3 separate regions of the Mus musculus genome follow, and regions 1 and 3 are each linked to region 2. Evidence: chromatin loops called from intact Hi-C (ENCODE). Cell type or tissue: heart. All regions are shown on one strand.

What was found. Peaks named below come from ENCODE experiments on the same cell type or tissue, not always from the same donor. Only the 100,000 strongest peaks of a DNase experiment are listed, where the experiment ranks them.
Region 1: a loop joins it to region 2, with 5 times the contacts of the local background. A loop is called at or near these places in 14 of 42 quality-filtered maps.
Region 3: it touches region 2 in a loop (5-fold over the local background); 9 of 42 quality-filtered maps call a loop at or near these places.

The regions. Positions count from the first base shown.
Region 1 is chr13:95,386,092-95,394,091 of GRCm38, forward strand. No RefSeq gene overlaps it. Among named protein-coding and RNA genes, the nearest start is that of Aggf1, 15 kb to the left of the region's middle. In heart, a CTCF peak has its summit at 4,263 (motif pointing right); no DNase peak of the experiment used is centred here; H3K27me3 peaks cover 691 bases.
Region 2 is chr13:95,715,950-95,723,949 of GRCm38, forward strand. It overlaps Iqgap2 (IQ motif containing GTPase activating protein 2), which reads right to left. Exons shown (of 36, transcript NM_027711.1): 11 at 5,564-5,724; 12 at 108-232. The region is part of intron 1 of Gm52062 (a long non-coding RNA gene); the gene reads left to right. Among named protein-coding and RNA genes, the nearest start is that of Gm52062, 14 kb to the left of the region's middle. In heart, a CTCF peak has its summit at 4,182 (motif pointing left); no DNase peak of the experiment used is centred here; H3K4me3 peaks cover 636 bases; H3K27ac peaks cover 891 bases.
Region 3 is chr13:95,664,176-95,672,175 of GRCm38, forward strand. Iqgap2 (IQ motif containing GTPase activating protein 2) reads right to left here. Exons shown (of 36, transcript NM_027711.1): 21 at 7,054-7,262; 22 at 4,193-4,342; 23 at 1,418-1,581; 24 at 1-112. Gm33074 (a long non-coding RNA gene) reads left to right here and starts at 7,962. Exons shown (of 2, transcript XR_382776.3): 1 at 7,962-8,000. In heart, a CTCF peak has its summit at 3,310; a DNase peak (open chromatin) is centred at 7,526; H3K27ac peaks cover 2,760 bases.

The DNA.
Region 1 (8,000 bases), 330 kb before region 2:
ATGTCTTTAGTGTTGAAGAGATGGCTCAGTGGTTAAGAGTACTTGCAAGTCTTATAGCAGACCAGATTTAGTTCTCAGCATCCTTTCCTTCCTACACATCTGTAACTCTAGACTCAGGGCATCCAATGCCACCCTCTGCAGGCAAAGCACTCATCCACATTAAAACACAATCTTCAAAAGACTTCTTTAATATTTGTAAGAAGAGAGGTTACAGGCACCCAGGGGAAAGACTATGGCACATTTGAGAGCTCAGGACTGGGCTTCTCAAAAGAGAGAGGCACTTGGCTGTCTTTATAATAATCATATCTAAGGTATGGGAAATTTCTGGTTAGTATCTTCAGAAAGTCATTAAGAAATTTAAATGAGATCACTGTGTGGTTTTTGAGCTGTACTGAACAGGATTACAATGAATAAAGTAGACTCAAGGGCCAGTAAAATGGCTCAGTGTGTTAACAGCATTCCTGCCAGGCTAGCCTAGCTAAGTGTGGAATTCCATCTCTGGAATTCATGTAAAGGTGGAAAGAGAAAACAGGCACCACAAAGTTGTCCTCTGACCTCCACATGTGTGCAGTGACACACATGACTGTCCCACACATACATGTATCACATCACACAATACACATCACACACACACACACACACACATACAGATCACACAAATGTACATGCACATCACACACACACATCAAATCACACATACATACTCATATCACATCATACACATACACACATCACACACACACATATATACAGATCACACAAATGCACACACACATCACATCATACACACATCATATCACATCACATTACACACATACATCACACACATATACACATCACACACACATCACATCACACTCACATGCACATTTCATACATACATACACATACATACATCACACACCTCACACAAGCATACACAGGTCACACACATATACACATCATATACACTCATCACATACATACAGATCACACAAATACATATACACATCACACATACATACACACACCAACAATAAATAAAAAATGTTTTTGAAAAAATCAAAGTTAGGTCACTATCATTAAACAAAAATCAGTATTTTTGCTTTAAGGATTTCCTTGACTATCTGGGAGAGGATTAAGGAACTGCCCAAAGTCGTGTATCCTCAGGCCCCAAGGCTGGCTCATTGCTGACTTAAAATTTTTATTTGAAAATCTCTATCTATATATTATAAAAGAAATTTAATCTCTGTTTTTTGAAACCTTCAAACAACAAATATTGTTAATGGCATTGAAATTCTTGAGGGGTAGCTGGCAAGAGAATTGAACCAGTCTCTAGAGTTGGGCACACCTTCTCTTTCCCATGTGTTCACAATTCCCCAACTTTGTCCTGCATTAAGACTTCGAACATTGGGGATTTCCAGAGAGTGCTGGACAAGGAGGCATTTTCAGTAATCGCCAGAGGATATGTGTGTGTGTGTGTGTGTGTGTGTGTGTGTGTGTGTGTGTTTGTCTTTGTAAGGAGTGGAAACAAAGGGTATACAAGGTGCAGAGCAATGTCACTTACATGTCACTTAGTTTAAACTAATGGACAGGTTTCTCTGAAACTCTAGAATCAACCAATGTTTCCTTCCATAAGCAGAGTAAATTCTCACGGCACATTGAAGGATGTCTGGTTTACAAACAAGGACCAAAGAAGACACAAAAGAGCAAAAATAGAACAGAGACTGACATAGAGAACAGTAGAAAATAAATATTGTCTTAGCCTTTGTTTTGCGATCGGGTCTCTGTTGCTTAAGTTGGGTCTAACCTGTGATCTTCCTACTCGGTCTAACAGGAAGTGGCAGGGAGCAAATGTCTACCTCCCTACATCTGGCTCACATTTTTTTGACTAGGAGTAAAGGATATAAAGATTAAAACCAGGCAACACCATTGTTTGAAAGCTGGCCTGCCTCGGCAAGCCAGCTCTTATCTCTCACATTTGCTCATTCCTTGGAAACTCAGATAAGCATCTGAGTTCTGACTTGATGGTGTGGAATTTTGGCATGGGTAACTCCATTTTAATTTTTAGCCAAATGTGTTCGAGCCCAGTGTGGTAGCTTAGTAAAGAACAATGGTCTTGTGTGTTCTTAGTTCAACAGTGTCATTTCCTACACTGAGTGACCATGGGCAGTCCTTTGTACAAACTCTGGGCCCCACACTGAATAAAACACACCCCAAGCAGAGCTGGTTATCAGAGCGGGAAGGGCTTCACACTTGGTGGGGGTCGATGTGATGTGTGTGTAAGGAGTTCAAAGATCAGTTCCTAGCACCTACACTGGGTGGCTTACAACTGCCTGTAACTCCAGCTCCCCCTTAACTCCACTGCCCCCTTACGGCCTCTGTAGGCATCTGCACACATGTGCATAAACCCACACAGGTCACATAGTTAGAATGTATTTAACCTAGAGATCGATACACAGAGCCATGCATGTACCTTACTTGTACATTACACTATGTTAATAATTTGTTATTGGTTTTGTTAATTATGGCTGCAGTCGTAAGCATGAGCCTTGGCTCTGTCTCTCACCGTCTGTGTCACATTCAGGACATTATACCACACTTTGTCTCTCGCTATCCCCATTCTGACAAAAAGAGCCACCATTCGGAACTCATCTGTAGACATGGACAACTATGCAGATGTTTTCTAGCAGCTTGGAAGGTCTGTGCCCTGATATCCTTTCCCATTTCCCTTTCTAGTGATAGGTACACGTGCGTGACTTGGAGATGGGATAGTTAGGGGGTTGAATAAAGATAAATGGTCCACACAGACATCATTGAAGAACAGCATTGGGGAGAGTAGATCTGACGCTGTCTCCAGCACCTAGAGGGACATCTGGTTTCCTGTACTCCCCGTCCCATCCCCTCTCTTCCCCATAGTATGGATTTAACCCACTCTCCTTGTGTGAAATGTCTAGAAGTGACTCTAATGTTCCCATACGGGAACGGCCTCTTGCTCCACGACTCTCTAAAGTTATCTCACATATTAACCGCGAGTGTCTCACTCCATACGGAGACACCGTGAGGAGCAGAGACCTATTTTATAATTGTCTCTCCAGAGCCGAACACAATACGGGACACAATCAGCAGGTCAATCGTGTATCAAAAATGACCTCAGCAAAACTTTTGTCATCCTTTCCATGGAAACTCTGTTGGTCCAGTGCCAGGCACCTAGCTAATTCAGACAGAAACTGATTTCAAATGACTCATATGTGTCAAACGTAGGAGAGGTACTTGCTCTCCACATCCCGAGGCTGTAAGTTTCTGGCTTTAATGAAATTCAGAGTGTTCTTTTTGTCCTTATCCCAAGCTCCACCCGGTCTCCTGAACCAAATAACCGACAGTCAAGTCACTAGTGTGTCCCTATGTCTTTCAAGTCAGTTTCAAATTTTCCAGAATTAATCCACTCCAGATACCACTACTTGGCTACTATCTCTCGTCTTATCAGCCGTGCAGTTGGTGGGGATAAAGGTATCCATGATGATACCTATCTCTGTGACTCCAGGGCTGAGAGTGATTGGAGGGTGAGGAGAGGGTCGCAGAGCCCTCCCCTCCTTTGATGCACTCTGTAGCATGAAGGTTCTGGTGCACAAAATATGCCTGGGGTGGTACTGAGTGTTGCAAAAAAGTAGAGATCAAGAGTTCTGCACACAGCAGGACACTGCACACTGTATTTATCATTATTATTGCTTTTGCCAGTGTCTCTTCGGGTCCTTAAAGCTTTTTGCTTTGGTGTTTTGTTGTTTTGTTTTGTTTTGTTTTGTTTTGTTTTGTTTTGTTTTGTTTTTGAGTCTAGGTGTCACATGTCCCAGGCTGGCCTTAGTAGACCTTATGTAACCAAGGATCCAAGAACGTCTTTGAACTTTCGATCCCCTGCCCCCACTCCATTTGAACTTCTACTCTTCATGCATCGACCTCACGAGTACTGAAATTGAAGGTATGTTCTACCGTGTAGGTTTATGCAGTACTGGGGTTCAAACCCAGGGCTCCGTGCATACTGGGCAAACACCCTAACAACTGAGCGACACTTCGAGACTCCCCACCCCCACACACGAATTTTTAAGTTAACAAAATCTGTCTATATTAGAAATATACGAGACTGCCATGGAAATCGTTTCACAAAGTCTTACTTATTCATTTTGCTCCCCAAAGCTGGGGTGACAGTTGAGGCATTGCTTGCCTTAGATTTTCAACAAGGAGCATTTGGAGAACTTTGTTCTCCGCCATGCTACTTCCTCACGTGTCCAGCAGGTGGCAGGCTTCTCAAACATAAGTGCTTCTGGGAGCCTGAGCCGCATTCCCCCAGCACTGCAGTCTGTTTGCTTTCAGAAATCCAGTATTACCTTTAAGGAAAAAAAAAATGCTTTTAAGGGTCTGAAGAAATTCTTGACTGTGTGACCGCAGTGACACAGTCAAGGAAAGGAACGTCCGTGGTTTCCGTATTTATTATCAGTGGTAAAGCTGTAGGAAGCGCTAGAGAACGCTAAGAAGGGCCCTGTTCTGAAATGCACCCCACAAAAGAGTGAAGACAAAGAAGGCTGTTTCACCAGGTAAAGGTGCCCGCCTGCTGCTTACCCTGGCGGCCAGAGTTAGATACCACATGGTAGAAAGAATCGACCAACTGAGCCAGACATAACAGTCATAACAGCCAGTCCACACTGTCTTGACGTCCTATAAACTTGTTGTAAGCCAGTGTTCAACAGAGAGCCACAAGTTCCTTTCCACCCTGCAGTCTCAGGAAACTTTATTCATGGTAGGAGGATGAATGCTAGGAGGAGAGCCAAGTAAGTCATTTCCATGGTTTTCTTACTAGGGCTACTACACTCTAGAACAGTGCTTCTCGCCTTCCTAATGCTGCGACTACCCTTTATACAGGGATTCCCCCCACCCCAGCCATAGATTTTTTGTTGTTGTTGTTGTTGATACTTCATATTTGTAACTTGCTACTGTTGTAGACTGTAATGTAAATGGTTTTAGAGATGGAGCTTTGCCAAAGGAGTCACGACCCACAGATTGAGAACCACTGCTCTATAGGCTACACGGTCCTGGCCCCATTTGATAATGTTTTAGATTCATTGTCTTCCCAGTGACCTCACATAAAAGCTACCGTGCCACGGGGTCACCAGCCTGCAACTCAGCCTAGATCATGGTCGCATTCAGGGAAAACAGCGCATCAGACTGTCATTATGAAGCTGTGAGTCTCATCACAAACACCTACACTAATGCTTTTCTCTAAAATCCTCAGAAACATATAATCAGCCTGAAAATAAAGGAAACGCAAGTCAGAGACATCACTTTCTGGTTCACACAGCATCCATTGGTCTTGGCCACGCACTTACAAGGATGCTATAGGATACAAATAATCTCTAAGAAGATTGAAAAGCACCGCTTGCATCAAATCACGATAGGATTCATTCACTGCATGGAATCAAAAGGTTCAGAATTTCGTGGCTCTCAAAGCTGTCACGTGATCAAGGCAAGCCTTCTAGGCCCTTGGACTCCCTTTCAGGAGAGAATTGTCAGTGACAAACAGAAGATGTTTCTGGTTTCTTTGGAGATTCCATTGTGTCATGTGATGTTTTTCTGGACACTGTCTTAGGAGGAGGAGGATTTCGCTAAAGCAGACACGTGAGAGGGTGTTTTATTGAGAACAGTCACGTGGTGTTTTTCTGGAGGCAGCCTGGAAAAAGGGCTTGTGATGTTTTGCTGGAGCGGATGCTTGAGAGAACATGTGACATTAGAGAGGATAGAAATATAGCCCAGTGGACAGTGCGTGATGCTGGATGGAACTGGTACGCCTTGCCACTCTTTGCTGGTCACTGTTTATTGTGACTTCATAGAGAGAAACACACCAAAAAACTTCTGGGGGTGTTCCAGTGGCTTCTTGCGACCTCCAAGGACTCTTAAGTCAATTGGCCAATTGGCAGTCTTGGGGTTTCTCTGGGTTGACCTACCTTTGCTGATTCATTCATGAATGGTGTTTGTGGGCGGATCGTGCTGCTGCTGCTATCCTCACAACACAGATTGGATTTGCTCCAAAGAACTATTTCTAAACAGGGCCACATCCTCCTTTGCCCGATTAACCTTGCCTTTCCACTACCTCTGGTGGGTGGTGGGCTAGAAGGGAGGTTAAAGCATTTAAGTACCCTTATTAAAAGTAGATTTGAGAAGTCTAAGCCTAAAAGATGTTTGTCTCAGAGAATAAAATGTGTAAACGTGTCGATGACCTTCATAAGCTAGGAAGGGGCTCAGTGGCCACATGCCTGGGGCCCTGCATTTGATCCTCAGTAACACACACTCACACACACACACACTCACACACACACACACTCACATGCATACACACACACTCACACACACACACACACACACACACATTCACAAGTGTGACAGGGTGTAAGCTTAGCCATAGCACATTTAATCCAAACACAAATTACGTCTGGAGTTTTATACTGAAGGATTGAGAAAGATGAAGGAACCAGTTCCCACCACCACCACTGGGATATGGTCAAGAAGTCGGCATTATTATGAATGCTCTTAGGACTGGTAAGACAGCACAGTATGATGGGTAAAGGCCCTTGCCAACAAGACTGGTGACCTGAGTTTGATCCCTCAGCTCCACATGATAGAAAGAGAGAACTGTCCGTGCGCGGTGGTGGCACACGCCTTTAATCCCAGCACTTGGGATGCAGAGGCAGGCAGATTTCTGAGTTCGAGGCCAGCCTGGTTTACAGAGTGAGTTCCAAGATAGCCAGGGCTATACAGAGAAACCTTGTCCTGAAAAACCAAAAAACAAACAAGCAAACAAACCAAACACCAATGGAAATAGTAAGTTCTTATTGCAAACATTCCTTAAGATGTTTATTTTCCTCACACCCAGACCAGAGGAGGATCCATCCATTCCCTTGGAGGTTGCCTAGCATGGCGACCATTGTGACGGGTTCAAAAGGTCAAAGGTATGATTGATGTTAGACACGGTTGGTACAATGTCCCTCTCTTGGGATGTTTATTCACTGGGTGGACCGGTTGGGAGATTCCTTCCTGTACTGCCCCCTCTGGACTTCAAAAGCAAGTCCAATAAGAGTCAGAGTCATCTCACTTTTAGAAGAGCAGGTTGAACTGGTAACCTGAAGAAAAGCAGTGGCACCAGAGACCACGGGGATGATAATTGGAAAGGACAGCAGGGAAACCTACACAACTTAGCCATGGCAGAAGGGTTGTCATGGAAGCGAGACATCCACTCAGCCCTGATGGACTACGAAGGCAGCCAGCCCAGCTGCAGAGGCATTAAAGCAAAGGGATGTGGTAACTGCTTCAAAAGAGGCAGAGCCATGGTATCAATGGTTAACAGTAGCAGTGGAGGCGGTGGTGGCAGCTGCTGCAGCGGGGGTGGTGGGTGGTGGGTGGCAGCAGCGGCAGAGGCAGCAGCAAACATGTAGCTATAGCTGCTGCTTGAGCTGAAGCAACTGTGAGAGAAAGCCACAGTGATAAGAAGCAGCTAAGCGGGTCAAGGTGGAATCTCTGTCAGAACAAAGCGAATTGTATAGGTAGTGATGACATGTGAGAGGCAAAGGTGATGCTGAAGAAAGACAGGGGGCAGCAAAGAGGCAGAGGGGTGAAACTACAGGCCCTGGATGTTAGAGACACTCCCGGGAAGTATCAGGTCTTCAGGGCCAAATGTACCTTAGGCATGGGAACTGTAACACAACTGTTAGCAGGGCCTGTGCAATCCCAGCTTCCTAGGTGTGCAAAAACAGAGCAAAGGGTCTCACTCCTGATTCCTGCACTAGAGGGCCCTACCTGGTACTGCTTTGTGGTTGCCTGTGCCATCTTTTGCCGTGTAGTCAGATGCCCCAGAGGTACACAGGCTCCCACAGACCAGAGCTCAAGGAGCTTCACCAGCTTCTATCTGGATAGGAAAAAACAAACACACAAACAAAAGCCAAAAAAACACAGTATAATGAAGGCAGCAGGCACATGTG
Region 2 (8,000 bases):
TGGATGCTCCCATGAGCAAAAACTCTTAGAACTCTCATCTAGAGAATATAAAACCCACACGGGTTGTTCTCCAAGTTCTCTACAGAAGGAAAATGTTCCATACTTACGGTCATTTTCTTCTTGAATCTGGTTATTAATCATATCGATACAATTCTGAATTTCATTCCAGCTTAAGGTATCTTGCCCTTGGGATAATGCTTCTTGTTTAACAGAGAGTAGTGCGTCTGCATAACTGGAAGAGAAAACAGTAAAGCCTCAGCTCAGACTTCTCCCACGCCTCACGTCCTGCCTCTCAAGCGTTACCCAGGGGCCAAGTGGAGATGCTGCAACCAGCCGGGCAGAAGTGAAGATCTTTCTAGAGAGACACTTTGTGTTTCTAAAGAGATACTTTGTGTCTCTCAGTCTATTAGAATGTTCAAGTGATGGAACCCAAAGAAAAGAGAATTTATTCTGGGAGAAGGAAAGTGTATCAGCCAGAAGGGGAAGTTATCTCCTGGAAAGAGACTACATACAGTTCTAACAATTTGTCAGACTACCTTACAGGATGAGAATCAAGCCAGTGATGGGTCACTGATGGGTGGAACCACACCTTTTCTCAAACTGCTTACACATGCATATACTTGGCTCTCTATTTAAACTTTGATCTCACTTCAAGACCTCTGTGATGGATGTGGGGATTTTCTGGATCTCTTTGTGGCTATAGCGATTAAGTTTTCTTTTCTTCTCTCCACTTTTAACTTGGATCTTTTAATTGACTTATTGAGTACAGATTGTCAGGCCTGACTTGGGACACAGATTGCAACTCCCATTGTTCAAAAGCAATATCCTGAGGTTAGACAAAGAGTAGACAAGCGGGTAAAATTGTCTTGTACAGCCCTGTCAGCACATGTTAGACTGACTTTTATGGTGTAAGCATTTATCTTTTTGCAAATGTATTTTATTTTGAAATCGTGTCTGCATGGATCTCTGTGTGGACATGTGCCATGGAGGCCCCGGGCACTGGACTGCCCAGCAATCAGAGTGATAGGCAACTATGAACTGTTTAACATGGGTGCTGAGAACTGAATTGGGTCCTCTATGAGAACAGTATGCAGTCTGAATGCTAAACATCTTTCCAGCTCCACTGTCGATTTCTTCAAACAACCAAAATTGTTCCTTCCAGGTATGGTGGAGAAGAATGAGTTTTAGATTATTAATTACAACTGAATATTGTTATTTATTTATATGCCTCCGTGGTAAAACGTTTTGACACGTGCAGACTGTCCTTGTGATTGTATACGCTTGCAATCATGAGACCTTTACTCAGGTGACCTCTCATAACCCGCAGAGTATAAACTGTCTGATACTCTGAATAAAGTTGGCTCTTACATGAGACTTTAGTCTGCCTCAGGTTCTGCCCCCCTCTAGAGCAGCAAACACCCCACTACTAGTGCTTTTTTATCCAAAGTATTTTTTTATGTCTATGAAATGTTCACTGTAATCAAAGCTCCTCACAACCCAATCTCCTATTTAATCCAAGCAAAATTAAATCCTCAACTACACAAAATGACTTTCCTTTTCTCTTCCCTTCAAAATTCTTGAATTGAACCCAAATCCTTCAGTAGCCTAGGCAAGCATTCAGCCACTGAGTTAGAACCGAAGGCCTCTTTTATTTTTATGTTGAGATAGGGTCTCACTAAGTTGCCTTGCTGGCTTCAAACTTGGTATGTAAGCCCTGGTAGCCTGTGACTTTACTCATCCTGCCTAAAGTGCCTGAGTAGCTAAGATTAGCAGCTTAACCCACCAAGCCCACCAAGAGTTCAAAGCCATGAATATATATGTCCAATAGCCTTGATGGACAACTCAGACAGCTGTGATACACTTTCTCAGCATCACAATGCAGGGGTGAGAATAATCTAGATTCGTTTGTCACCTGTACATTTCTGATTAGTTTTTTTTTTTTAAATCGAGGAAAATTTTACCGTCTACTACCATGAAACTCTCATATATTTTTAAGAGTCAATTTTACCAATGAAAATTATACAGTTAACGTGAACCAGTTGGCCAAAAAAGAAAAAATAAAATCAAGAATCTGTACTGTTTCATCTTTTGTTACCAAGGAAATGAAGAGCAGTTTTTTAGGTACACAATTCACCTGTGGCTTCTGTCTGTAGCCCCTGATGCCTGTGAGCAAAGGAAGCTAAAAAGAATACTGCAACGAGCCTAAGTGTTTCCCTGGAGGCGACAAAAGTCCCCAAAGTTCTTCATGCTACCAGTGACACTGAGGTGTCTTTTATACAATGTAGCTTAAGAAGAAAAAAAGTTCTGCAAAACAGGAAGCAGTGATGACGAATGATGGACACCAATGGAGGCCAACCCAAAGTAGGCCAAAGTAGGCCGAAATGGGCCAGGGATTGTGCTTGAGAATTTTGCCTCACAAAGTCACAAAGAAGTTATGTTACTGACATCTAACAAGTAGCACAGATGAAACCAACAGCAGGGACTCCTGGAGATCTGTACTGGCTAGCCTTCCTCAGAGACCAAGGCCATTCTTTAAGAATGTACAAAGCCTTTCGGGGCCTCTTGTAGACTTAATAAAAATATAAGTGATGGCTCTGTAGGAATCCTTAAGGACTGGAATAGACAACACCCAGGATCCCCTTAGAAATGTGTGCCATTGAGCCAAAGGGAAGTTTTAGGAAGGAGCCCATAGGACTTCACAGTCCCCTCAAGTGAAGGCTCTTCAGTACAAAGTCATCGCTGCAGTGTGTGTGTGTGTGTGTGTTATAATATATATATATATATATATGCTTCAGCCTATATAATATATACATATACATACATACATATATGTATATATATATATATATAATACACACACACTACACACACACACATAAATATACATTTATATATATATATATATATATATATATATATATATATATGCTTCAGCCAGGCCAGCACTAACAACACTGGGCCTGCTGGCCCCTCTGTTATATATCCCATAGAAGTCTAAAACCATGATGCCACTTGGATTTGGACCAGAGGGGTTCAACTATGCACTAAAACAAGACTGTTCTTCTTTGCTGTTATTGTTGTTAATGTTGGTAGTGGTGATGGTAGTGGTGGTGGTGGTGGTGGTGTGTGTGTGTGTGTGTGTAATTGTATAAATTATACATATATATACACACACATACTCATACAGATATATGTAATATTTTCATATTGAAATAGTCTCATGTAGCCTGAGCTGGCCTCAAACTTGCTATATAGTCAAGGAGAATTCTGAATTCATCTTCCTGCCTCTGTGCCTTCATGTTGGAATCACAGGTGTGTGCCACTATGCCAGGGTGACCCCTGTCCTTAAGTTATTATTATATCATGAACTTGGCTCGTGCAGGCAATGTGGCTCTCGAATGGAGCGAGTCCCTTTCCTTAAGTGGTATTTGTAGATGGGGGCAATTTTGATCAACAGAGTGGACGGCTAGAGTACTGGATGGGAGAAGTACTGTCAGTCAGAGGGCAGGTGGCCCGGTATGTTTGACAATTGCTTTGCTAAGAGTCACGGTTACATGTAACTCTCCAAGGAGCGAGCAGCTGTGACTCATACTCCAGCATCAGGAGGGCTCAGAAGTTGGTTAGATAAGTGTGACTGGCGACCTGAGGAGGAGAAGAAAGAGGTGGGAGCTTCATCATGGACACTGCTACTGCACAAAGGGAGAGACACTGCTATGACGGTGGTCCCTGGAGAGGGAGCCTTTAGCTGAGGACTGGACACAGAGATCAGCTGGGCACAGAAGGTGCTGGCCAGGGGCAGAAGAAAACTTGACATCAGACAGATTTCTAAGCTTGGAGCAGCGTCTGCTGTGATTGACAGGAGCAGTGGAGGGAGGAGTCACTGCCTGAGAGAGCAAGGGGTGCTGTGATTGACAGGAGTGGAGGGAGGAGTCACTGCCTGAGAGAGCAAGGGGTTTTGTTCATAGAGATCAGGAGGAGGGAAGCGTCTTCAGGAAGACGCTTCTTTTCTGCCATTTTGTGCATGCTCAAGTGACCTGTCACCATTTCCTCAGAATCTAAGAACTCTTTCAGTTTCCTTTGCAATTGCGCGTGATGCAGCTCTAGCTCTCCATCTGGAGCCAGTTTAGAATCACTGGCTAAATTTTCATCAGGATCTGGGTAGACATCTCCCCCTGGTGGTCACAGCAATTTAGGGGCCACTCATCTCCTTTCCTTTTTCCTATCTGATCTCTCTCTCATTCCAGGGCTGAGTGCTTTGCAAGTGTGCTAAGGCCCTGCCCTCAGAATCCAGAAGCAAAGAGAAAGAACAAACCTCTCATTTGTCTTTTAATTCCAGCCTTAGCACTCTCTGTAGATCCACTGAAGTCGTCCGCCTGACTAGCAAATGCAGCTATCGGGGACCCCAAAACGAAAGGGCTTACAAGGCTCTTTTAGGCCAACAACCACTGGAGAGAGTTTGGGGCTCCACTTAAGGTTCATAACCTTAGAAGTTTCCTTGTCAATAGAATGGATACATTGTATATACAGCTACTTCTAACTTTCCTAAAGAAGCTGGAAGGAAGGTGTACTTTTTTCTTCTTTTTTAAAAATTTAATTTTTTTACTTATTCACTTTACATCTCACTCACTGCCCCCTCCTAGTCACCCCCTCCTACAATTCTTCTCTCCTCCACCCTCCCCCTCTCCTCTGAGCAGGTGGGCCCTCCTGGATATCTTCCCTTCCCAGCTTGGCACTTTAAGTCTCTGGGAGACTCGGTGCTTCTCCCATTGAGGCCACACAAGGCAGCTCAGCTAGTAGAACATATTCCACACACAGGGGACAGCTTTTGGGATAGCCCTCCATGCCAGTTGCTCTGGATCCACTTGAAGACCAAGCTACATATGTTCAGGGAGGCCTAGGTCCAGCCCATGTATGTTCTTTGGTTGGATGTTCAGACTCTGAGAGCCCAGTGGGTCCAGGTTAGTTGACTGTTAGTCTTCCTGTAGAGTTCCTATCCCTTGTGGGGCAGCGATCCTTCCCCTATTCAGGAAGGTGTATTTTCTTTTCCCTTTCCTTTCTTTCTTTTTTTAAAATTAGATATTTTATTTATTTACATTTCAAATGTTAACCCCTTTCCTGGTTTCCCCTCCGAAAATCCCCTATCCCCTCCTCTCTTCCCCTTGTTCACCAACCCACCCACTCCTGCTTCCTGGCCCTGGCATTCCCCTACACTGGGGCTTAGAGCCTTCACAGGACCAAGGGCTTCTCCTCCCATTGATGACTGACTAGGCCATCCTCTGCTACATATGCAGCTGGAGTCACGAGTCCCACCATGTGTACTCTTTGGTTGATGTATTTTCACAGCTCCTCTAGGTATCAACTTGGAATAAAGTCAGTTGTTAATACAAGATGACAATTTTGTCTCTAGGAGAGGAGGATAAAGAAGCCCCTGTGGCAGAGCAGACCGCTCTTGAGAAAATGCAAGCAGGACATGTGGACTTTTCCACTTGGGGGTGGGGGTGGGGGGATCTGCCAAGCACTTTTTTTTTCCACCCTGAAAGAGCATCCGGGAAGTGCTCCTTACCGGTCCACGTGTGCCTCATCCAGATTGTTGAAGCCTATGGTGGGGCTTCTGAGTTGGTTCTGCACAGCCACGAGGTCACTGCTCTCCAAGGCCTGGTTTAGCAGAGCAACGGCAGACAACATTTCCACGGCAATCAGGAGCTCCTCGTGGGCCAAGTAGTTCTGTTGGCAAACACAGGGTAGAGTGAGCTCCCGGCATCGCATGCACGGCACAGATGTGCTTTGGACACGGGATGCATATGACAATGAGCATGCCCACCTGCTCTTCATTGGCTTTCAGGAAAGCCACGTAAATGGCTCCTAGGTTCCCTTAGATTATTGTTTTGGGGGCTGTGTTATGTATAACCCACAGTTACAATGTCACAAATATGTATCCCACCGCGGCTCCCAGAGGTGCCGCCTGCCTACCAGGCTCCATCCAACCTGGCAATTAAGCCAGTGGTTAGACAAAACAGGCTGAGAGGTCCAGTTAAGATCTCAGTACAGTAAATGACTGGAAACCGGGTCCAGGAAAGAAGGGCTTTACCTAACTAAATGTTATAAACCTGGAAAAACAAATACAATCTTTAAGCTGAGGAAGTTGACTCTAGCCCCCAAAAGCTAATTTTGCTGTTACAAATTGGGTAGAAACTTTAAAATGTGCTATAAGGTTTAGATATTTGATGCAATTTAAGGTGAAACTAGTTTTTTGGGGGGTGGGCGTAACACAAGGAAGTACCTCCAAATTTACATATTCATGAATCTATTTGGATTATTCATAAATGCGTTAGCTTTCATTTTATATGATTTTAATCAGTTTCAAAAGGGATAGTTCTTTTGTTATATTGAAGGGAGGCAACTTTAAAAGATTTACTTTAAAAACTGAATATATCACGATGTATTTAGAATATTGTCCATACAAAGTATATTTATATTAATATATACATTATAGCTTTCTGGATCACCACAGAAAATCTTAAAACAAACTGATTTCAGCATGATAATGCACGTTTTGTGTTTTATAGCAAACAAGAAAGTGTAGCAAGCAAAGGCGCATTTTATCTAATGACACAGATTGACCATACATTTGCCACCTGATGCACTGTGACTGGCTACAAGGTTACAGCCAATGCTTAAGTACTTCCCCTCTCTCTCTTCTAATGCACTAGTCACCCCTGTCCAGTAGGTTAAGACAAAAGGACAGGAAGGCAGGAAGAGAAGACTTGGCTGCTGTTTGGATGACACTGACTCATGGCAGAGCTAGACTTGAGTGTCTGAGCTTCAAATCTAGGAGAAGTGGAGGAGGAGAAAAAGGACAAGTATGTTGCTTAAAAAAAAATCTGTTTTTTTTTTTCCTTTTAGTATAAAGTATTTGTTTCTAGGTAGAAAATGTGTGTTAAAGTGAGGGAGGTCTTGGAACATAAGAATAAACCAACAAATCCTCTAATCCAGGGACTGGAGAGATGGCTCAGCAGTTAAGAATTCTTTCTGCTCTTCTAGAGGTCCTGAGTTCAAATCTCAGAACTGCTAGGAAACTTATAACTGTGACTCTAGCTCCAGGCTAACACCTTAGACCTCTATAGGCACTCACACACACACACATACACACACACACACACACACACACACACACACACACACCTTTTTAAAATATACATTCTATAATCTAAACCTTTTAGGCTATAATTGCTTGTTTCTAACCCACTAAGATTTATAGGTGTTATTCACTATAATTGACTTTTGAAGAATTATATAATATGCACCATTTCCCAATAAATGTCAGTCTGTGGCTTTTTTTCCAATTAATGGGGACCTTTTGTGATGATCATTATTCATTAAATTTATTTACCTGCATTTATTTTGTGTGTGTGTGTCTGTGTGTGTGTGTCTGTGTGTGTATGCAGATGTCAGGAGCAACTCATGAGAGACAGTTTTCTCCCTCTACTGTGTAGGACCCAGAAATCAAGCTTAGGTCCTTAGGCTGGGTGGCAACTGCCTTGTACTTATCAGGTTATCTCACAGGGCCTTATTACTTTCCTACCATCCTTTACGCTGGTTGCACGGTATTCCAAGCAGAGGAAAAATACCACAAATTAAGTACTCTTCTATTAGTATCAGTCAACATGGAGCTAGATTCTTTTTTCTCAGACTAATAGACATGTTGGGAAACATCTCTATGGCTAAGCTTCCTGTTTCCTGTTCTTCAGGCTCAGTTGTCAGAACACAACAGAATCATGAGCCTTTGAGATACACAGGGCACAATTTCACATACCAGCCTCTCTCCAGGAGCCAGCTGCTCCAATATTTATACTTACACCTGGGGAAATATCTGCGTAACCACCAATCTAATTTTACACACACACACACACACACACACACACACACACACACACACACACACACACTCGCACACTCATTTTCATTCACAAACATCTATATGAAAATGACTATTTAATACT
Region 3 (8,000 bases), 52 kb before region 2:
CAGGAGCTGGCGCAGGGTGTTCTGTCCCCGGGCGCCTCTGTTGAAGCTGACAACCATCTTGATGACTGTAGGGTTGCCTGTCACTATGTCTTGTACCTGGTCCACCTTTGATCTGGGAAAGCCCAAGTCAAAACAAGATGGTTGACTTCTTTGGAGAGAGGTTTAAACAAGATAGACTATCCAAGGCACCTAAGAGCTTTGTTAAGTGTCTTAATCAGGGTTTCTATTCCTGCACAAACATCATGACCAAGAAGCAGTTGGGGAGGAAAGGGTTTATTCACCTTACACTTCCACATTGCTGTTCATCACCAAGGGAAGTCAGGACTGGAACTCAAGTAGGTCAGAAAGCAGGAGCTGATACAGAGGCCATGGAGGGATGTTCTTTACTGGCTTGCTTCCCCTGGCTTGCTCAGCCTGCTCTCTTATAGAACCCAAGACTACCAGCCCAGAGATGGCACCACCCACAAGGGGACCTTCCCCTTGATCACTAATTGAGAAAATGCCTTACAGCTGGATCTCATGGAGGCATTTCCCCAACTGAAGCTCCTTTCTCTGTGATAACTCCAGCCTGTGTCAAGTTAACACAAAACTAGCCAGTACATGGAGTTTTATTTTTCTTCATATGAAACAGAATTAATACGGTTGCAACATAAGCTGCCACTTATAAGATGTGCACTTCTTACCCAAGCAACTCAAGGCCTGGAAAATTAAGCTACAGCTTCAGTCTCATCCTACAGGGAGGAACAAGCTGCAAATGGACGACGACTAAGATAGTGGGTGACCCTGTCCTTCTGCTCACCCCGGGCAGCCCTGTCCCTCTGCTCACCACAGGCGACTGTCCTTCTGCTCACCATGGGTGGCACTGTCCCTCTGCCCACCATGGGCAGCACTGTCCCTCTGCTCACCATGGGCGACCCTGTCCCTCTGGTTCACCTCATTTTGAAGTTTTTCTTGGGTGAACAAATTGCCTCAATGTCTTCAGATGCCCTTTAAGGTCACTGCCATGTGGCATCTGGCTGCATCCCATAGCTGAGCTGCCTGACTCTGAAGACCTCCTCTGTCTAAGACTAACTGTTCAGCAGAGATCGCAACCTCTGCCCTACTTGCTGAAGATGCTGCTACTCAGAATTAGAAAGTAATGCCTCTCATTAACTTTCCATAAGTTTTCACTTGTGGGAGGCGGAGACAATCAAAGCTGATTCGGTTGGATCTCTGGTAGGAGAAATCTGCAGCTAACAATAGCTCCAAAAAACTTGAAATTCAACTATCAATCAAAATTCCACTTCAGTCTGACAGACCTTGATGCATTTCGACAGTATTTTGAATGGAATTCTTAAAGTTATGTGTGTCAGCCTGAGCTAGCCCACCGCTATCATGAGCACCTGCCTTGGTGCTTTCTCGTGGGCTTTATACCTACTTGATTTCTTCCTCCAGCGCAGTTTTGAAGAGCTTGAGCAACAGGTATTCTTCCCTCTGGTTAGAGGCGTAATTGTATAGAGTGAAGATAACCGTGTCCATGAATTTCGTCGACTTGTTCTGTGGCATCTGGAAAATCAGCTTAGCCAGGTATGAAGGTTTGGTCTACAAGAGAAGGTGGGAGCCGTCAGCTAGAGGCTGATGTCTACGAAAGCAGAGCGTGGCATCTGATTCTCGGCTCTCCCGTGACTGAATGTGTCGTGAGGAACAGATGGGTCCTAGCACACAGCCTCTGGCAGAGATCAGCTAATATTATACAATGACAGTTTAGGAAGCTACATTGAAACATTATAACATGTTAGTGCTGCTTATTACATGGTTTGTTTGCTATAGTCGTCTTTTATACATTTTTGTACTTTTAACGACATATAATGTTTATTAGAGAGACACAGAAGAGGAGGTGGGCCCATAGAATCTGAACTGAGGAGAAAGGAACAGACTGAAGTAGCCAAGCTGGCCTAGAAAGATTGACAGGTAAACAGAAGGAAATACACACCATCTGTGCCTAGAAGGAGAAAGAAAAGGCCCTGCTTACACATGGAGACAGTGAGCCAGCCCGCCATGACATTCTCCAAAGAGGGAGAAAGAATAAGGCTGGGGAGGGTGGGGGTGGGGTCAGAATAGCCAACAAGAGAAATTCCAGAAAGAACATGAGTCAAAACAAGGACCCACCTGCCCCCAGCCCCCCCCCCCAAGAATAAAAGGAGTTCAAGAAATTGACAGGAATTTAAAGACAACAGAGTTCCAGAGAAGAGAGTGAAATTAGAGCCAGCCTTTGGTCTAAGCGTCTTCCTCTGGCAGCTTTGCCGGCTGGACCAAAGTTAAAGGAGAAAATATAGTGTATACAGAGAGAGAGGAATTCACACAGAAAGATGGGCCACTCTTCTTCTCACTGCTCGTGAGAAAAGACAATGGTCAATGTTAGTATGCTTGGCAGCTAAGACTCACTCAGGATGCCCTAGCTGCGTGGCCTGAAGGTTTCCAAGAAAAACCAGATCCTGGTTTCTGTTGCTACTCTAGTTTTGAGATCAGAGTGTTGGGATAAAGTTCTGTGCATAAAATACCCTGGACTCTATTTTCTTTTTAATTTAAAAACTTTTTTTTTAAATGTGTGCGTCTGCTTGCCTGCATGTGCACTTTATGTGCAGGTGTTGGAGACCACGAGAGGGTGTCAGATACCCCAGAACTGGAGTTACACATACCCCAGAACTAGAATTACAGACGCCAACTCAAGTGGATGCTGGGAGCCAAACCTGGGTCATCTGCAGTGCTCTTGGCCACTGAGCCATCTCTCCAGCCCAGGACAATGTTTTCCTAGACTGCTAGCCTCTTTTCTACTGATAACTAAATGTAGGTATCATGGTTTTAAAAGAATTTATTTCCCCGTGTAGCTCGTGCTAGAGACACAGACCTAAGCACGTCCTCTCCTGGCTGGACAGCTGTGGAGAAGAGTCCCGACTAACGTGTGATCATAGGGCGACAGGAATCCAGGCCATTTTCTTTCCTACCATTTCATCACTGGCCTTGGACTCAAGGAGAGGTAAAGGCCTGGACTACAAGCAGCTGAGGAGTTCCTCCGACTTAAACACTCAGCCACGGCTTGACCACTACTCTAAATTGGATAAGCAAAGCATCTCTGCTTAAGGTGGCCACAGTGGAGGTGGCGGTGGGGGCGGGGGGGGGGCAGGGGGCGGGGAGCAGGGAGCGGGGAGTGGGGAGGGGCTCTTCCTTTAGGGAAAGGTTGCAGGTCAGGAGTGAATTGCACAGGCAAAGGTAAAAGCACGGATATTTTTCCTCCTATGCTGCCACATAGTGGCCATCAGAGGCACATATATCCATTTGAAGTCATTCTCCAATCTGTTATTTAGTACTTTCCGTGGGGCTCTTGCATGCAGTGAGTTCTTCTAAGTATCCGATCCAGGGAACAACAAAGGTTCAGGCACCTGCAGGCCTGGAGCCACACAATGAACTACTACTGGCCCACCTCTTTGAGGGTGGGTGGTTTTCCTGCTGGTGTGGAGTCTGCTGCTAATGGCTTGTACTTGCCCAGGTCCCTCAGTGTGTAATCAGATTGTCAACAGGGAACAAACCAATAGCCAGCCCATCAAAGTCCAACCATAATCCGGTACCCTGGATGCCATGTCAAATTATGACTCATTCGGCTCAGAAAATAATGCCATGAAAATAATGACGTCAAAATAGTCCCACCTCTCTGGCTCTGGCTCCCAAAGGAGGAGGTCTGTCCCTGGCACAGATTTGCTTTTCTAGTGACTAGTTTTGTCATCGGTTGACATGAAACCTTTAATGGCATGCTGAGGTCATCATGATGAACTTCACGTTGCTTCTGCACATCACTGAGGTACAGTGCAGTTGTGAAGGGAGCGAGCCTGAAGGCTAACTGCCTGCATGCTGCCTACTGTTTATTGGTTGGGTCTGAGGTTTTTCATCTGCAGTATGGGAAGAATGCCATTCCTTATCCTGATGCTCAGGGCTAGGTCAAGAATTCAATGAGTTACTCTACATAAAGCACCTAACGTTAACGGTTAGTACTTAGTAAAGCATTTCCTAAGCTATTATTATAAATGTTATACAAAGCTGTTATTATGATGTTCACATAGAGCATGTAACTAAGCTGTTGGCTGGAGCATGGGCGAGGATCCATAGTGGGAAGCTTGTTGTTTATCCACAAGCCAGAGTGGAGGAGAAGCTCGCTCACCTGGAGGAGGTAGAACAGTTGCTGGTAGGTCTCCAGTGTTTTCCGTCTCTCCTTACTCAAGCTTTTAATTCCCTTGTTGTCAGTGTTATTCAGTATTTCTATTTCACCACCTTTTTTCTTATTCAGCTTTTTTCTGTGTGAGATTACATCCTGTGAAGAATTTTATGACATCGTTATTTTTACCTTGGTACACTTTATCATTTTCCTACACACACACACACACACACACACACACACACACACACACACACACACACACACACACACATTCTGTCTCTGTCTCTGCCTCTCCCCCCCACAACCTCCTTGGGTTTGAATAGGATGGCCCCCATAGACCTCAAGTGTTTGAATGCTTGGCCCATAGGGAATGGCACTATTAGGAGGTGTGGCCTTCTTGGAGTCAGTGTAGTCTTGCTGGAGGAAGTGTGTCACTGTGGGAGTGGGCAATGAGGTCTCATATACTCAAGCCCTGCCCAGTGTGGAACACATTTTTCTGTTGCCAGTGGATCAAGATGTAGAACTCTCGGCTCCTCCAGCACCACGTCTGCCTGCATGCTGCCATGCTTTCTGCCATGATGAAATGGACTGGACCTCTGAAACTGTAAGCCAGCCCAATTAAAAAAAAATTTCTTTTTCTTTAAAATAAGAGTTGCCTTAGTCATGGCGTCTCTTCACAGCAATAAAAACCAAACCAAGACCCACCACAACGTGCATTTTCTGTTTCCTTCCCCTGGAAACAAAGGAAGAGGGGACCTTGAAATTAAATTAAATTGAAGAAGTGCCCCTGGTAGATGAGTTCAGGCTTTGCCATAGGCTTTATCCAAAGCTGTACTTGTTTGCTCTCAGGATTTAATGCAGGCATCAGAAAATTAAATGAAGAAAGAGTACTCTTTTTAAAAACATGATGGTGGAACAGCTAGATACTTACATCCTCCAGGAAAGAGTCAGACCCCCTACCTCACAGCACAAGAACCTCAAAACAGAAACACACACAGGAGCAGAAATGACCAACCCCGAGAAAGGAAAACTAGCCAGCAATTTTGACTTTGGACTGAACAACGGATTCTCCACTATAATACAATATAAGTTACAAAAGGAACAACAAAATCAGCCATCATCAAAGCTAAAAAGTTTCATGACTTTCCAGGATGAGAGAAAATGCCTGCAGATTAGAGAAACATGCTCTTTTTCTTTTTCCTTTTCTTTCTTCTTCTTTTTCTTTTTCCTTTCCTTTTTCTTTTCTTTTCAAGACAGGGTTTCTCTGTGTATCCCTGGCTGGCCTGGAACTCAGAAATCCACCTGCCTCTGCCTCCCGAGTGCTGGGATTAAAGGCGTGTGCCACCACCGCCCGGCTTAGATGCTCTTGCAACCAAAAACTAGAAAGACTCAGAACTGAAATGCACAAAAAGGACTAGAGCTGGCACTTCCTGCATAAGATGTAAGATACACACATGGCTAAGAAGCACAGACGCTCAACGTTAATTTTGTTCTTGTTGTTCAGGGAGCATGTCAAAGTTTTCTTTTCCTGAATTTCTTCACAAAGTTCCCTTTGCTGATAGAAGTCATATTATTCAGGTAGTGTCTTTTCTGCTGTTCTACTGTAAGCCATCGCCTTGTCCCTAGTCTTCCAGGACACCTTTTAGTGGTTACATAGTATAGACGTCAGGCTGAATTCATGGTTGAAGTAGTTAATCTTCGGGGCAGCCTAGGGGGACTCCTCTGGCATGTCAATGAGGGTGTTTGCAGGGAGATGTAGACAAGGAGGGAAGATCCATCTTCAGTGTGATGGCACCAGCCCAGAGGCTGGGGCCTCAAAGGAAATAAAATAGAAAATGGGGCCAGCGGACCAGCACCCACGTTCCCCCTCTCTGCTTCCGGCATGTGGAGGCAGTGAGCAGCTGCCACACACTCCTGCTGCCTCAGCCCCACCCGGCAGCTGTCATGGCCTCGATGGACTGTACCCGCAAACTGTGAGCCAAGAGGAACCTGTCCCCAAAACTAAATTTTCAAAAGCAGAAAGAAAAGTTACTAATTCCTTGACTAATTCATTGTGGTTTCTGGTGGATGACAGAGGTTCTGCTCTTGTAGGATGATTGAATGATCTTGAAGGTAGAAATTTTGAATGGCTTTCTGCTCATTCATATAGGTGTGTTTGTAAGTACTGGAGCCTGGAATCGAGGTGTTCTGCATATATGCACAATGTATTTTTCCATACACAAAATTGTCTAGGATTGTTGCAGCTGCTGTGTGCATTGGGAGCAGACCACACTTGTCCTGCATTTTGCAGGGACTTGGACACGAGGCTCTGACTGCTCCACCCTTCAATGTATCAGGATCATCTGTAGCCTTCTTATCTCAGTCAATAGTGATTCTGGGAAAAGACCCGAGTCCCTGGCAGCCTTGCTGTGCTGCCTGCTGTCATCAGGCTGATGTACTTTCCTATTAGTACATTTCATATGTATTTCATACCTAATATTTCGTATTAGAACGGTGAAATACTTAACACAAAGGCCTTGGCTTTATTATAAAGGTATGTATGGGCATAGGTTTTATCATATGAGAGTTTCATTTCAGAACCTGTACCACCTTGAAGGATGCCAATCTTGTCAGCGTGGTTAAAAAGATTTACAAATACGTCATAGGCAAGGGGCATGAAAATGAGTAACTTATAACAAAAAATGATAAACCTTGGGCAATATACGCAAAATTCCCAAAGCGCTTTCCTGAACCAGTCCTCCTGAGCACACACACACATACACACACACACACACACACACACACACACACACACACACACACACACACACACACACACACACTTCTCTCCTGGGAGCTGAGGGAGGGGCTCACTGCTCTCTGACCTCCAGCGTAATCCTGTTCTTCACCAGCAGTCCAATCTTGATGTCCATTAGGTTCAAGTCCTTCTCCAGCTGCTGATTGGCCCTGATCTTCGTCACTACTTCTTCTCGTAGCCTGGCTACCTCCAGCTCCTCCTGGAAATCCAAGTCACTCTGGTCCAACAGGTACACGAACTTTCGGATTACTGTTAATGGTGGGTTTTCGGAGCCAACTGTGGGGAGAAGAGCAGGCATATTTCAATTCAGGATTATCATGAGCAGGATAAGCAGCTGGCTCTGCAATTAAAATATTACTACAAAAATACGCCAACCAACATATGCAGTCTGTGGTGTGGCTCATTCTCCATCAGTGAGAGCCAGATAAGCAAAGCCACATAAACAAATGCACAAAACTGATAATGCCTGGGCCCCACTGTGTTCTATTTATCTAATTCTCACTAGCCAGCCCTCCCCCGACTGTCACCAGGCTCAGACACTGAACAGACAGTACTATCTACGTCTTATTGATGAGGAAAGAAAGTTAACCAGCAGACCTTGGCTCTAAGACCTGGTGGCTGAACCAGATAGATTAAAATTCTGGCTGCCAGGAGCAGGAAGCAGTTTCTCTCAGCACAAAGGATCTCTGGGAAGGAGCCAGAATTAGGCAAAAACCAACAAGGAAAGACAAAGAAGAGGGGCCTCTAAGAGCCAAGCAGGAATCATCCCAAGGGTGACTGGGGGAATGCTCTACTTGACAGAAGGGCAAAGATCTTAGAAATTGAAATTTGGTTATTGTCCTTTTAAGCACAGACCAATGGGAGCTGCTGAGAACCCAGAAGCCAGCCTCAGTCTTTTTTTTTTTTTTTTTTTTGGTTTTTTGAGACAGGGTTTCTCTGTGTAGCCCTGGCTGTCCTGGAACTCACTTTGTAGACCAGGCTGGCCTCGAACTCAGAAATCCTCCTTCCTCTGCC